Regions from separate parts of the Mus musculus genome. Here region 2 is linked to region 1. Evidence: chromatin loops called from intact Hi-C (ENCODE). Cell type or tissue: gastrocnemius. All regions are shown on one strand.

Region 1 (8,000 bases):
GTTCTGTCCTAGTTCTCCACAAACAATCTGGTGAGACATTCTAAACAAGCCCCTTATCACCTCATTAATACTCATTATTCTGAATAAAACTACAGAAACTATGGACAAAATCATGCATAATTAAGAACTGGAAGCTGATAGTTATTAAATATCCATTATAAATATTCATTTTATTTTAAAAGGATTGAAGGGTGTTACATATATTACACACTACATATAATGGCACATGTCAATCTTTTAAGCTTAAAAATATTATCTCCCCAAACTGGGACTGACTTATCCCAAGGATAAATGACCTTGGCCTATAGCACCACACCCAGGCCCTGAGGAGAGCCAATTTAGAGCCTGCCTGACCTCTGGCACTGGGATTCCTGATATAACGTGAAGAGTCTTCTCCCTCTGCTCCTATCTCTGGCATCAGCAAGGCCTGGCAGGGACCTTCTGACTGCCCACTGCAGGCGTGGGGAACCAGGGAAGCGAGGGGAACGCCCTCTAACAATCCTAGACAGTTGATGACAGAAGAATGTAAAACGCTTGTTCCTCAACATCTTTGCTTTTGATCTACAGAACAATAACAAAACTACAAAAGACAGGAGGGGACTTACAATAATTGAAATACAGTTTTTCTTTGAAAATGAAAATTTCTAGACAGAGAAAGCCTTAAAATGTCTAGTTTAACGCTGGTAACCTGCTCCACCAGGGTCCCTGCTTTCCTGATTTCAGGGTTAATTCATTCAAAGTTTTAAATGCCATCCATATGCTGTTGTCTCAGACAGACATATAGAAATTTAGTAATACTTCCATTTCTTTGCCAAATGCTCTGGCTTATGGCTCTCCTCCTCTTCATAGTATGTTTAAGTTACACATTAGGAATCCAAGAAGAACCACTATGGAACCCTCATAAGCAATGCCCAACCAATCAGTACAACACAGTACACAGTGTGAAATTTTTAATTTATTTCCCTCCCAAGCCCCTAGAATATATATCCCCTTAGCTTTTAGAAATGTGATAATAAAAATACCAATAGATTTTGACCATATGCAAAGAAAAGAAGAAAGAAAAAGCAGATAGCACACAGGGAGCAGGCCGATTCTCTTGCCTGTGCAGTGGCAGTGTAAGTTAACGGCGTGCTTCCGGCAATGCCACCTTCCGCTTGCATGATAAAGACTGTCCAGGACAGATTTAAAGTGGAGACAGGCCTCTGGTTTTTATTTTGTTCTTTAAAACCCTAGCAGATTTTGTAAAAAAGAGGCTGTATTAAATGACAATGCAATTGAGTCAGGGGGAGGAAAAAAATTAAAAACCCAAAACTTCTTTCAGTTTATTCAAAATAAAAATACACATAGAATTATGAAAATATAGGTTCACTATTTCCACCACGTAAGCCTCTGCTGGTGTGGAAAGGCTTGCAGTATTCTTGAGTTTTTACAGCTCATCTCGATCCCTCAATAAAGTATACCTATACTCGCTGGGCGCCAGCTTCTGGAAGGAGCTCTCTGGAGGACTGCTCGCTACATCCTGGTCTTGCTACAAAAGAAGAAAAGAATCTTGATACCAAAATATCTTATGGAGTTATCATACATTACTATTACGTAACTGGCAGTGGCCTTATAATTACTTATTTACTAGTAAATAAAAAGGGAAAAGTATATGTCAAGGTGAAGAGATTATCTTGTTTCTTCAAACATCCCTGAACTCACTGTCCAGGCAGGGCATGGCTGCCACAGCAGCACTGACTCTGGGCCTGTCAGAGTTACTGAGGCTATGTGGAAGGAAGCAACACTAAACACCCTTGCCTCCTAGAGAACCCCATAGAGACAGCACAACGTAGCTTGGTCCTAACCCTTCACTTTTACAAGTGACTGCTAAGAGGGACTGCCTTGATATTAGTCACCCTACTCTGTTAATGAAGCGGATCTCTATCAACTATCTCAGTGCCAGAACTCAGTAAAACCTGGCTGAGATGAGGAAAACACTGCTGTAATGAACTTTGGTAACACTTATGCGCCAACAAGAGACAAACACACGGTGAAACTCTACAGATGTCCGTGAGTTCTGAAGGAAAGGCAGCATGGCCTGCACTCTATTCCCACACTGCAGGCGTCTCAAAGGCAAGCTCACCTGTACTCCATAACAGTCCTACAGTGGACGGGACATGTGCACACGGGACACTAACACATACGAGCGTGTGCCCAGGAGAACAGAAGGTAGCAGGCGCCTTGGCCTATTGGACTTTGTCGGGCTTCACGTCCTCAGAAAGTTACTTTCTGTTCAGATACATGCTCAAGCTGAAATGGTATTACTATAAACATGTACCTGTTACCCAGTTGGCTTAGTACAAAAATGTGGATAAATAAAATATATGGAGTCTACTGTCTAAGGGAGAAAGTAAAACAAATCAGGACACTATAATACAGTAAACTAGGGTTTTTTTCTCCTGATTGTATAAAGCAGTGGTTCTCAGCTTGGGGGTTTTAACCACTCTGAGGGTTTAACGACCCTTTCACAGGAGTCACCTATGATCATCTGCATATCAGATATTTACATTAAAGTTAGTAACAGTAGCAAAATTACAGTTATAAAGTAGCAACAGAAATCATTTTATGGTTGGGGTTATCACAACATGAGGAACTGTATTAGGGGTTGAAGTATTAGGAAGGTTGCGAGCCACTGATTACTGAACAGCTCTGTGTGCTGAAGAAAAACAATTACCTATGGAATGCTGTCATTAGAGAGTTCCCCCACTTTAATAGTAGCTTAACAATCATTTCTCAAATAAAGTACATTATCAGATTCTCAAGAGAACTCTTGACTTTGAACCTAATCTGACTTCCAAATAAGGCAAGGAAAAATTCAGTTTCTCTTTTTCTTTCATAAATAGAAGTTCTTTGGACAAAGCAGTAGGCTGAAATCCTAGTATATAAAACAAGAAGGGGTTTAATGTGTACCATCTCCCTCTTAGTTTCATGATCACAGACTTTACAAATAATAACTCATCAAGATGCAAATTTAGGACTCTTTCTTAGAGCAGAGACATAGAAAGCCCGTCTGTCTGTCCTTCTGAGAATCTATCTGTAGAACAACATGCCACCTGAGAATTTACATGTGAGTAAAAGCTAGTTTAAAATACTGATAAATACTTGTCAAACATTCAGCTATCCACTGGGAAAGCTGTCCTGAGCCCTGTGTTTGAACACTATCAACAGTGCGACTATGAAGGCCCTTAGCATGGATGGACAAGGTGACAGAGCAGTGCTTTAGGACAGCGAGGGCACGGATTCAGCAGCAAAAGCAAGCTTGAACGGGAGTCCACTGATCTGCTTTCTCAACTACTTTCCCAAATCCTATGTTCTCACTTCTCTATTTAACCCTGTATAGCTACGCCCCACAGCGTCATACCCAGTCACCCCAGTTTAGATGATGAGAAACCAGACACAGCACTTTACAGCTTTTCTGGAGACCTGGCATTTTAAGAAGTAACTTTAAAGGCGCATAACCTAAATGTGTCTTAGTCAGCTCCAAATTTCTTCAGAGAGGTATCAGGAGCCGCAACTCTAGCTCAAGTCCCCTCTGAGGCGGTCTCCACAGAAGAGTCCCCACTGGCAACACAGGAGTCCTACCTCTCCTGGGGCTGTGTCAGTCGGGTCAGGTCCGTGATGGAATTCTCTGTGTAATTTTCCAGAATGTAGGTCAAATACAAACTGCTTGAGTTTTCCAGGAATTCTAAAACCAAGAGCAAACAATTATTTAGCTCCAACTGCCCAAACAGGCTGACCTCTACTTTACTAACTTGATAGTGCTGTAAAGAAATATTTCATTATAATCCTACCAATCCTACCATGGCTATTACAGGCAACTAGATACACCTTTTGTGTTCTAACTTTTTAGGTTACATTTTATGTTGAGAACCTACATGTACATACTGATACTAGTGGCTGGCTAGTATCTGAGAGCCAGAAAAGGCACTGTATCCCCTGGAACTAGAGTTACAGACAGTAGGAGGAGACAGGTAGGTGCTGGGAACCAGAACTAGTTTCTCTGAAAGAGCAGCAAGGACTCTTAACTGCTGAACTATTTCCTCAGCACCAATGTTCTAATTATTGCACGTGCTTCATTGAAATTTTTCTATAATTACCACTAACAGAGGTAATACTATCAAGATGCTGTATCCCAAATATATTTTATTATCTTTATTGGTAGATACTTAAATAGTGTGTGTGTGTGTGTGTGTGTGTGTGTGTGTATGTGTGTGTGTGTGTGTGTGTGTGTGTGTGTGTCTGTAATGATTCATATGTTTTTACTGGCACACACATACACATAAAACAAAAAACTTAAATCCTAGAAAAAACACACTAAAAATGTTGAGGTTCAAAGGGGAAAATATTAGAGGAAATTACTTAAAAATATTCAGTTTTAGAACTAGCCCCACTGAGTGTCTCACAGCATTTGAATCCAGCAAGAGCCTGTGGATTCTCAAAAGCTCTGGGAGTCCAGTCCTCTCCCGAGGTGGTCCAGACTATGCTGAGCAGCACACTTACAAAGTAGGTTTCTCTAGAATCATTTCCTTGAGTTGTAGCCACTAAAATGGAAACAAATGATACCTACAAGTCTAATCAATTTTTTGCTATCCATAGATTTGCATTCTAAAGTCGTCAACATGATTTAAGAAAAAAAATGAAGTTGATTTGCCAATTTGATAAGTAATAACTGAATTTTAATTTTAATTTCTTGAGAAATTGAATGTTTTCCTTTGCCTACCTTTTACAGAGATTATTATATACTTCAAACAGAAAACCGTTGTTTTTTTAATATATTACAAAAATGAGATGCACTTCTAGGTGAAGAGATGGCTCATCGGTTAAGAGCATTGTCTGAAGCTCTTTCAGAGGTACTGAGTTCAATTCCTAGCAACCACATGGTGGCTCATACTAGGATGTGATGCCCTCTTCTGGCATGCAGGCATATATGCAGATAGAGCACACATATATTTGGAAACAAACAAACGAATGAACAAACAAACAAACAAGAAAAAAAGATTCAAAAATGGACTTCCATACATATTTTAGTTCCTTGGGTACAACAGCCTGGCTTTTACATATTCTTGTTTTTATTCTGTTTTCATAGGCAAGAACAGCTACTCTGTGTAAATATTACCAGTTCCTAGTTTTTCCTTTTTAAATTCTATTCTGAGGTCCTGGAAGTACTGTGTCCCCCACCCCTTTCCAAACACCCACTGAGCTGTACCTACCAACAACTTCATTGTACACCATGTTGGTTCCCCACCAGCTTCAGTGCAATAGAGAAGCAGCGGGTGCCAAATGCACAGTTTACAAATACAAATGACTGTCAGGTAGCAGTATTGACAGAATGCCTTGCCTTGGTTCTCTGGTGCAGAAGTAATTGCACATACATCAGAGATAAACACTGAGAGGAGATCAGTTTACATTTCTTCTGATATCATCCTCTGACACGCCACAGCAAAGTGCTGAAGTAGAAAATTCAAGCCACAGACTCCGAATGTTCGAACTGCCTGAGATAACGGTGCTGGTTTGTTTTACAAGCTGCCAAGACTAGGAGAACTGCTAGTCAAGGAATAGCTAATGAACGAGTAAATCCCAAACACGACAAATTGAGACTACTCGAGACAGGCTTTTTCCCTGACCTGACGTTCCCCGTGTCGTGAGACAGAGGAAAGCAAGGATTTAGAGCTCTAAATTGTCTGAGTAGACAGTGTGGCGATCTGCAAGAAGACTCTTAGAGTAAGTTTATCCGATTTTCATTTTGGGCTGTAATTTTCCTAACGGGAACACTAAGTGTGTCTCTTCCACCTTCCAAACTTGTTTGTTTACAATGTTTTACTTTTAGACAGTGAAACACAAATACAAACAGTAAATTGTGTCCACCCTCTGACAAAGCACAAACTAGGTTTATTTTAAAAAACTGAAACACAATAGATATTTTTCCTTTAAAGCTCAAGTTCTATAACTTTTTGTTTGTTTGTTTTGAGACTCTCAGCATGTAGCTGGACTGGTCTTAAACTTACTAAAGATCTGTTTTCAGCTGCGTGAGATCACTAAGCACAGTGCTCAGCTAAGTTCTCTAAATTTTAACAAATGTGCAGTGTTTTCTTACTACCTCTGCAAACCAGGTGAGATCTCTGCAGTTGGACCTGATCCCTGGCAACCACTCATGTGTTTGCTAATCTTATGCCACACACACACACACACACACACACACACACACACACACACAAACATATGTACCACAGAAGTCTACTCATTTATGTTGAGGACATTTGGATCCTATCAGGATTTTGGTAGTCAGAAACAATGCTATGACAAATACATGCACACAGGTTTTTACATGAACTTTAGTTTCTAGAAATTGGTCGGTACTGCATAAATGTGTAACTTTCACAAAGAAACCATCAATCTGTATTGGCGTGCCATCAGGCCAGAGACCAGCATCTCGCTGTGACTCTACCTTGCATTTCTTGACTATATAATAACCCTGGAAACCTTGCTCATATGCTAAGTTGTCATCTCTGTATCTTGTTTAAGTTTTAACAGTATCATCCATAGAACAAAGGTTTATAACTTGATGAAAACCAATTTGTCATTTTTTTCTAAGTGTTTTTGATGCTCTTAGAACTTTGTCTTCCTCTGACTGTTAAGGATTTCCTTGCTTACTGTTTTCCACTTAGATCTATGATGAATTCTAAGGTAAATTTTCATAAGAAGGAATTCTTTCTTGGGATGAAGATACTCAGTTGGTCCAGCCAACTTGTTAACAGGGAATAATAATAAAAACATTACCAGATAAACAAAATGTGCTTTTTACAAAACTCTATCAGGCTAGGCATGGTGAAGCAAGCCTGTACTCTCAGCTGAGAGGCTGAGACAGAACTACAAACTCTAGCCAGCACTGGACAAGAGGACCCTTCCCTCAAAATTAAAAAGGGGGGTAAAGGTGTGGCTTAGTGATGCAGCGTGTATTAGCGTGCAGGAACCCGAGGTTCAACTAGGAGTCTCACAAGGAAAAGCAGAAGGCAAGAAAAAGGGTGAAGGAGCAGGACAAACCCCACCAATAACCATGTTCTTTCTGACTTAAAATTTTTCTACGGAGGAAAAAAAAAATCACATGACTATCTCATTAGATACTAAAAAGCCTTTGATAAAATACAATAGGCCTTCATGTTAAAGGTATTGGGAAAATCAGGGATACAGGGCACATACCTAAACATAATCTAAGCAATATACAGCAAGTCAATAGTGAACACTAGACCAAATGGAGAGATACAAAGCAATCCCACTAAAATCAGGGACGAGACAGGGCTGCCCACTCTCTATCTATTCAGTATAGTACTTGAAGTTCTAGCCAGAGCAATAAGACAACTACAGAAGATCAAGGGGAGCCAAGGTAGAAAGGAAAAAGTCAAAGTATGGCTATTTGCAGGTGATATAACAGTACACGTAAGTGACCCCAAAACTTCTCCCAGAGAACGCCTACAGCTGATAAACACCTCAGCAAAGGGGCTGGATACAAAATCCACGCACATCAGTAGCCCTTCTTTATACAAATGACATATGGGCCAAAAAGAAATTAGAGAAACAACCCCTTTACAATAGCCACGAATAATATAAAAATCTTGGTTTAACTTTAACCAAGCAAGTGAAAGACGTGTGTGACAAGAACTTCAAAAATTCAGGTGACAGCAGATACTGGCGAGGATATGGAGAAAGAGGAACACTCCTTTATTGCTGTTAAGATTGCAAGCTTGTACAACCACTCTGGAAATCAGTTTGGCGGTTCCTCAGAAAATTGAACATAGTACTACCAGAGGATCCAGCAATACCACTCCTGGGCATATATCCAGAAGATGTTCCAAGTTATAATAAGGACACATGCTCCACTATGTTCATAGCAGCCTTATTCGTAATAGTTAGAAACTGGAAACAACCTGGATGTTCCTCAACTGAAGAATGGATAAAAGAAAATG
Region 2 (8,000 bases), 680 kb before region 1:
AAATAGATAGGACAAGGGACAAGATTTCCCTGTATACAGATGAAGCAACTAAGGCTCTGCGTGGAAGATATGCCCATGGTCATGGCCAAGCCTGGAGTTCAGTTCCCTCTTCACCCGTCTCAATTGCTACAGGGCCTTTGGAATCGGATGACCTATAGTTTTAGAGCCAACTTCCTATCAGCAATGTATCTATGGAGAAGTGACCATTTGGATAGCTGGTAGCTTTTATACAGGTGACATCTCCATACCGAAGAACCGTATAAAAGGAGACGAGGAAGGGAGAATAGACTGTCTCTAAAATGATGAACTTTTGACAGTTTATTAAAGGCAGATTTATTGCCGAGTCCCTGGCCAAAGCATAGCTGTTTTCAGTTCATAACAATGAAGCTAGAATGGGAATTTCTGGAGAATCTGAGAAAAAAAATAAAAGGGAGGAAGTCTTAACGGCCTGTCTCTGGGAATAAATCTTAGAGGCCATGTAAACTAGCGTGACTGGAGTTTATACCTCTCCTCAGCGCCTGAATGATAATGCAGTTTGAGTGGAGAATTACAGAAATGGCTTCTCTGAGTGAGTCCACTCTTGCCTGCAGACCCCTCTGGGCTCTTGAGGAGGCAGAGACACTGGCATGCCCTTGTGGGTGGCCACCTTATGCTTAAGACATAAGTAGCATGGCAGCCTTACCCTCACTCGGTTTTTCTAGGAGATTTAGAAAATTCTGAGTTGACGGAGATGCACCCAGAGAGACCCAAGGTAGTGAGGGCAGGGCATGAAGGGAGGGTAGGGGTAGCTGCAAAGGGTCAAATTGGGGAGGGGTGTACACATCTGAACCATTCTCTCCCAGACCATATAGGCTTTTAGATAGTTGCATCAAAATCACCGGGCTGGAGTGTGCATAGCCTTCAGAGACTATTTCTAGATTCTGCTTTTCAGATGAGAAGACTGAGGTCTGTTACTTGTACTGAATAATTAATGCAATGTCACAGGGTCAGCCATCCTGTAAGGATGCTCCCATGGACCCTAAAATTCCTTTTTGGCAGTCAAAATCCTGATGTCCATGCCTACACCTTACTTTCATCTATGCGGTCATGTGACATGAGTAGGCTCTAAGTTTTATAGGCTCAGTCTATAAAAACAAACAGAAAGGAACAGAGATCTGTCTGATGTTGTGAGATGATGGGGTGGGCTCATTCACTTCCTGTCCCTTCCCTTCTTCCTTCTTCACAACCACACAATACAGAATATTTTCCTTTATTATATTATTATTATTATTATTATTATAATTATCATCATCATCATCATTACCATCATTATTTTGTTGTGGTGGTGGTGCTGTAGTTTTAAGACAGGTTCTACCCTAGGCTAGCCTTGAACTTGTGAAGTGCAGGGATTACAGGCATACATGATCACGTTCAGCTTAGCTATTTTTATTCTTAGTATAAAGAGGTAAAAACAGGGGTCTGGGGCTGTAGTCAGTTGGGAGAAATCTCGTCAACAAACTATGATTCCACCCTCAGCATAACATAACCTAGGTGTGGTGGTACAGGACTCTAACCCCAGCACTTGGCAGATGGAGACAGGAGGATCAGAAATTTAAAGTCAAATTGTATAGTGAATATAGGCCATTCTGGGCTACGTGAGGCCCCGTATTGGAAAGATGAAGAGGAGAAGGAGAGAGGTAGGAAGAGAAGTCTTGGGAGGGGAGGTAGGAGAAGAAGAACCTTAAAACATAAGCACCTCCAGTATAGTCTCATCGTGCGAGGAAGTGGGCCGTCTCTCCACGCTGTGCCTCGAGCAGTTCAGGGAGTGGCAGGAGTCACGACTGCTGCTGGTTCCACTAGGGGTGCAGAGAAGCCCCAGCTCCTGCTCCCTGTCCTGAGACACACCATCTAGAGGGGAGAAGGACATCAACCCAACATACCCAGCCCCACCTTTGTCTTCCAGAGCCCCCACCCCCGTAGTCCTGGAGATTCAGTTAAGGCACAAGCAACGCAGAGTTTCGTATTTGATCTTCGAGCCCTAATTTCTTCATTAAAAAGGAAATCCTCTTTAATGATTTAAAAACCTTTTCAACTCAGAGTATACTTCTGGCTGATTTCCTTACTTCTATTTGTTTATCAAATTTATAGCATTTGTGTAAGATTTTTAAAAAAATCTGCATAGATGTCTTTTCTATTAAAAGATGTAAGATGACTTTTCTTCAAAAGGATACGTAGCTAGCAATAAACACCTGCATTACGATTTACATGCCAGACAGCTGTCGGAAAGAATATGCTTGAGTCCACCTCAGTCCTCAGGGCATGCATCTATCTGTGCTGGGGGTTTGTAAATGGTTCATAATCAACCACTGAAGAACCGAGACATGGAGGCAATGGCTCAGATGAGTCAGGGCTAGATGTTGTAGATCTGATTTAGTTTAACCTAACAGTGTGTGCTAGGGGTTATTGAGCATTTCTCAAGAAGCCAGGGGAGGGCACAGTGAAAAGTCAAATTCTAAATGTGTAGAAAAGAGGGTGGAGAATGGCAGGGGCCGTCTATCTAAGTCTATGCAGATGACCCAGGGCAGCTATGAATGTAGCTGATTCAAAATCACAAATTTAAAGAATTATGCGACTTGACCCCCTGGTTTTTAAAAGATGTGACTCAATTGCATGGTTTTCATGCATGAACCATGAAGATAAAACGTGAAATAAAGAAGTTGGGTATGTCTGATAGAGCTTCAGGTTCACTACTAGTGAGGACGTCAGAGCTAAGTCATCCACAGATTTGTGTCATTTTCTCATTCTTTATCAATAGCATCTTGACATTGTTTGGGATTCCTCTGTGCCCAGGGAAACAACTTCATTCCTGGTCTCCCTTGCATCTGAGGGCAGTCACGAGCATGGCATGGCCTGTGCAAGTGGAGACTTTGTTGGGATTTCAGGAAAGCTTTTCTTCCCTGAGGGAGGAGCTATCTCTTTCCCCAACCCCTTCCCCCCTCCTCACTTTCCTCCTCCTCCTCCTCCTCCTCCTCCTCCTCCTCCTCCTCCTCCTCCTCTTCTTCTTCTTCTTCTTCTCCTCCTCCTCCTCCTCCTCCTCCTCTTCCTTCTCCGCCTCCTCCTCCTCTTCCTCCTCCTCCTCCTCCTCCTCCTCCTCCTCCTCCTCCTCCTCCTCCTCCTCCTCCTCCTCCTTCTTCTCCCAAATGTGAGGCTGGTCGTGAGCAGCCATCTTGCAGCTCTAAGATGGCCAGTCAAACTGTGAAGACAGATGGCAGGATGGCTCAGTGGTAAAGGCACTTGCTCACTGCCAAGCTTGACAACCTGAGTTTGAGCCCCAGAACCCACAAGGCAGAAGGAGAGAAGTGGCTCCCTCCAGTTGTCTTCTGATCTTGTGCAGCATGACACTTGTATACCCTCCTACTCCACTCCATATAAAAACAACGTGAAAAGAAATTTAAAACTCGTTAAGTAAAAATAACATTCAACTGTCTAATTAGGCACACCAGTGCCTACATCTCTCTCACACACAAACGTGCAGTTCCTACTGACACATTCATGAGTACGCTGGATACGAGGGTACCAGCTCAGAAAGAAGAGGTAGTAGGAGGCTAGAAAGGTTGAGCCCAGCAGTGGCAACTGGCACTTCTCAAAGATTGCTTCCATAAATGCTGGCCTGGTAAAAACAGTCTGGTGTCCTGTGTCTCCAGAGCTCGCCCAGAGAAGACATTGAGATGCTCTGCTGAAAAGCTTCTCTCCATCTCCCATCTGGTTGCACAGCAAGAGGGAGTCCAGCGGTTATCCTGCCCCCTTTCCAGGACCTCCACTTATGAGGCAAGGATGCCACAGTGTGGGTGGGAAGTTACTGTGAGAGTCAAGGGCCTGCAGAGGTTATATACCTTTCTTTTCACACTAGGAAGTCTGAAATTAGATGTAGAAAGACAGGAGTCACATAACAAAAGCTGAAGGAAAAGAGGGGGGCTGCTGAACTGGTCTCTGACAACTGTGCTGAAGGAGATGGGTTGATTTGGGCAGGCAGAGGGCACAGCATTGCAAATGCAGGAAGCAGAAATGGGCTGAGAATTGCTGCACAAAAGCAAGGGGGACCTGAAGAGCAAGCCAGAACCTAAGGACTGTCACACTGTAAAGAATGGGATGGCAAACTCAGGGCAAAGGGAAATGGCAGGGTGTGAGGTGTTTATGCCCATGCTGCGTTGCCCTGAAGGTGATGTAGGGAACACGGAGGTGGCGGGAATGTTTCCCTACTGTTGAGGATGAATTCTTTAAAGCAGCTCCTTCCCAGGTTTGGAAGCTAGAAGTTGCTCTACAGCACAGATCTGGAAGAATCCGAGGCCAGCCTCCCCTTTCTTTCTTCCCATCCACTCACTAATGCTTCTGCGCATGCGCTTGCACACACACACACACACACACACACACACACACACACACACACACACACACACACACACACAGAGCATCTTTCTACCCCGCGTGGCAGGGCCATAGAGAACATCGTTCCCGGGTAATGAGACAATTAGCTCCTTGAATTCTTCCTGCAGGAACAAATCCGGGCCCCCATGGCATCTGTCCCCTCCTGTTCCTCCAGCTGGCCTCCTTGCCATGTGCACCCCCTCCCGGAACCAGGCCTGGCCTCCTGCCCCTGCCCACTTGTGCTTGTGCCTTACTGGAGCTTAGGGTGCAGGGCTGGAGCTCTGGTGTGTGTGTGTGTGTGTGTGTGTGTGTTGGGGTGGGGAGTTAGGGTGGTGGTGGTGGAATGGGGCTCATGGTGAGGGACTGGAGCATGTGGTGCAGAGCTGGAGCTCCTGTGGTGGGGTGGGGTCAGGAACAGGTGCTGGGGTGTGGAGCTGGGGCTGGAGCTCACAGCATCCAGAGCAGCAAGGAGTTGCAGGCAGGCTGCCGGTGGCGTGATGGAGGCCTGTGCCCCTGAGCCACGAACCCAGCTGCACAGTTCTCCTGTGGGGCTGGCAGTCACTTCTTCAAAGCTGCTCTGCAGCGAGGTGGCATATGGCCCCCTGACAGAGCAGCTGCTGGGGAAGAAGCCGCCGAAAGGAAGCCTTGGGGGATAAATACAAGAAGCGCATGTCACCACGCAGCGCCCGAAGCGGCCCCGGAGCTTCTCCGGAGGAACGTGGTTTTAGATGATGTGCGAGGGCCTCTGCCTTTAGAATGTTTCTCACCATCATCGCGGAACTAGAATATCACTGGACACTTACTAGGAACCAGACAGCTCTGTATTCTGCTTTAGAGGAACCATATCATGGATTCCTTTGAACATCCCTCCGGAGAACTCTGGGTGTTCCCATGTTGTAGAAGAGCACACCAAAGGTCGAGAGAGAACTTCAGGATTTTATGCTGTCCCGTGGCTTATGAGCGACCTGTGGCTGACTCTAAAGCCTTCAGTTGACTTCTCTTTTGCGGCTTGAGGCCATAGCCATCTTGGTCAGAGCATCTTGTAGACTTGGTAGTTAGGATGCCAGGCCTGGTGTCATTTGCAAAAACAACTAGAACACACACTCTCCTATCTGAGGTTCGGAGAGTAAGGGCAGGCATGGTCACCTGGCATTTCTAGCTTCTAAAACAGGGGTGGCATTCTGTGGAGTAATTTAATAGAAATATATGGAGAATGAACCATGCCTGGGGGAGCTACTTTCCCATTTTGCAGGTAGGTAAACAGGGGATTGGGGCTTTGCCTAAGGCCTCATTATAAGCCTGCCAGAGAGGAGACTTGGGCTCCGAGCTTCACACTACACATCTTATCCTCTTTGCTTTGCCTGGAGTGGATCATATTAAGGAAGGAGCCTTCTTAGCTGGAGGAGGAGGGAAAAGAAAGAACAGGAAGTCATGACTGTAGCTTATTCTTGACAGTGGCTGGTATCTCTACACATCTCCAGGCTATAGAGCTTGCAGACTGATTCAAAGAACATCTAGATTGAGCTAAAAGATACTGTGATTTTTTTTCACTTGTCCTCAACTCTGTTTGTAACCCAATTCCCAGAGGCCCCAGGAACTTGTGGGTCGGTCCCTCTCTCTCCATTCAATGCCACTTCTCCTGGTGAATCTGCCACCCCAGTTGGGGATCTGGACCTTCCAGACGAGGAGGCAGAAACCAAGAGCCCATTCATCACACAGAAAACGGATACCTACCTGTCAGATTCAATTCCACTCCAATGCTGCAAACTTATGGCCAAACAGAGGGCCTCATTTTCCCAGGCACTAGGATGGAAGAGTTGCCAAGTAAAGGGCAAAGCACAAGTGGCAACCCCTTTAGTAGCTCCCCACAAGGCTGTGACAAATCTCTGCCTGCCAGGGTCTTGCTTCACAACACAAGGCTGGAAGATTTGTCAGATGTCTTCTGAGCGTGGACTCACTGTGCTGTTTGGTCAGGGAAGCAATACATCCAAGTTCTGGCCTCCCTTTTCTTAAGTGGAGGCTATGATCCTATACATGAACCTTGGCTGAGCTTCAGAACAGTGAAGGGGGATACGAGCCCCTCCCCCCCCTCCCCCCGGCAACATGCAAAGAAAACCAGAAACCGCTGATAATTTGTGGGTTGGATTCAAGAGTTTCTGAGCACGACAGCGTCCTTGGTCATGAGGACAAGAACAGAAGCATGTCACATCTGGCTTGCAAACAATCTTTGAGGTCTGTTGAGACCAGGTACATTGCTTGAGGTCCTGTTTATGAGGTACAAGGATACTCTGAATGGAGTTACTGTATGTAGAGTCGGCTGGATTTCTGAGCATGGTGTGTGTGTGTGTGTGTGTGTGTGTGTGTGTGTGTGTGTGTGCCTGTGTCTGTCTGTCTGTGTTTGTAGTGTGTGTATGTATGTGTGCCTGTGTCTGTCTGTCTGTGTTTGTAGTGTCTGTCTGTCTGTCTGTGTTTGTAGTGTATGTGTGTCTGTCTGTCTGTCTGTGCTTGTAGTGTGTGTGTGTGTGTGTATGCACATGTGCATGGTCACATCTGTGTGTGCGCATGCCTGTGGAGGCCAGAGGACAGCGTCTGCCAAGCAGTTTAGCAGTTTAGTTTGCCCAGTGAGCTCCAGGGACCTGTCTTCACCTCTCAGCACTGGGATTACAAGCACATACGCTGTGCCTCTTCGTTTTTTAAATTTAAATGTTTACTTATAAAAACCGAGAGTTCTGAGGATCAAACTGATGTCCTTGTGTTTCTAGGTGAAGCGCTTTATCAACTTCTCAGGCCTCTTTCCCCCCAGGTTTTGAGTCAGTGGCCCAGGATGACCTAGAACTTGAGCCCCTCCAGTCTCAGTTTTCAGAGTGCTGGGATCACAGGGCTGTGCCACCACACCCAGCTCCCGCCCCTCATTTGCCCCTTCGATGTCTTCCCACTTTGCCTTCAGCTTCGTCTCATAGTCTTTCATTCCAGATGGAGGCTTGTGCTGTTCTTGGTGCCTAGGACACACATGGCTCTTTGACATCCATCAAACTTCTATCCGTACTTAAAAGTACGGCTAAGTTCACACCCTTTGTTTGGAAAGTTGTTCGAATTCCTCACAAAGAATTGATCACGTTCAGCTTTAGTTTCCAGGCCTTAGAATCCACATCAGACCCAGGAATCTATGCGGGGACAAGCTGGCACCCTTGTCCCTTCATGGTCAGCACTGAACCAGGTTCAGGCCAGGTTCCTTCAGTTGCCCTAACCCTGAGGTCCCGAACTGAACGGGATCATATATTATTTCTTTACTCTTTGATTGTGTCATTGCTCGCAGTAGACTGCATAAAGCTGAAGTGTAAGCACCATAGCTTTTAATGTCTGGTTGGTTACTTTATCATCCCTCCTGGTGAAGATATAGAGCAAAGGATGATTGTAATCCTAAATTCATAAACTGTAAAGTGCTGTGGAAATGTTGGTTTTGACTGTTACCAGGAGGTGGAGCCCCTTTCCCATTAAATCTCTTTCCTACAACTCTAGGTTTCTGGCAGCCATGAGCATGCTACAGCCAGCCTGGTAAATTATTGCTGTTGCCAGGACTTGAGTTCCCTAACTGT

What was found. A loop is a pair of places that touch in the nucleus more often than their neighbours do. Peaks named below come from ENCODE experiments on the same cell type or tissue, not always from the same donor. Only the 100,000 strongest peaks of a DNase experiment are listed, where the experiment ranks them.
Region 2: a loop joins it to region 1, with 2.5 times the contacts of the local background. A loop is called at or near these places in 6 of 42 quality-filtered maps.

Annotation. Positions count from the first base shown.
Region 1 is chr4:48,193,182-48,201,181 of GRCm38, forward strand. Erp44 (endoplasmic reticulum protein 44) reads right to left here. Exons shown (of 12, transcript NM_029572.3): 11 at 3,622-3,724; 12 at 1-1,528. The coding sequence ends at 1,427. Among named protein-coding and RNA genes, the nearest start is that of Mir1958, 16 kb to the right of the region's middle. In gastrocnemius, a CTCF peak has its summit at 4,959 (motif pointing left); no DNase peak of the experiment used is centred here.
Region 2 is chr4:47,514,116-47,522,115 of GRCm38, forward strand. No RefSeq gene overlaps it. Among named protein-coding and RNA genes, the nearest start is that of Gm42283, 23 kb to the left of the region's middle. In gastrocnemius, a CTCF peak has its summit at 7,875 (motif pointing right); DNase peaks (open chromatin) are centred at 4,607, 4,888 and 7,957.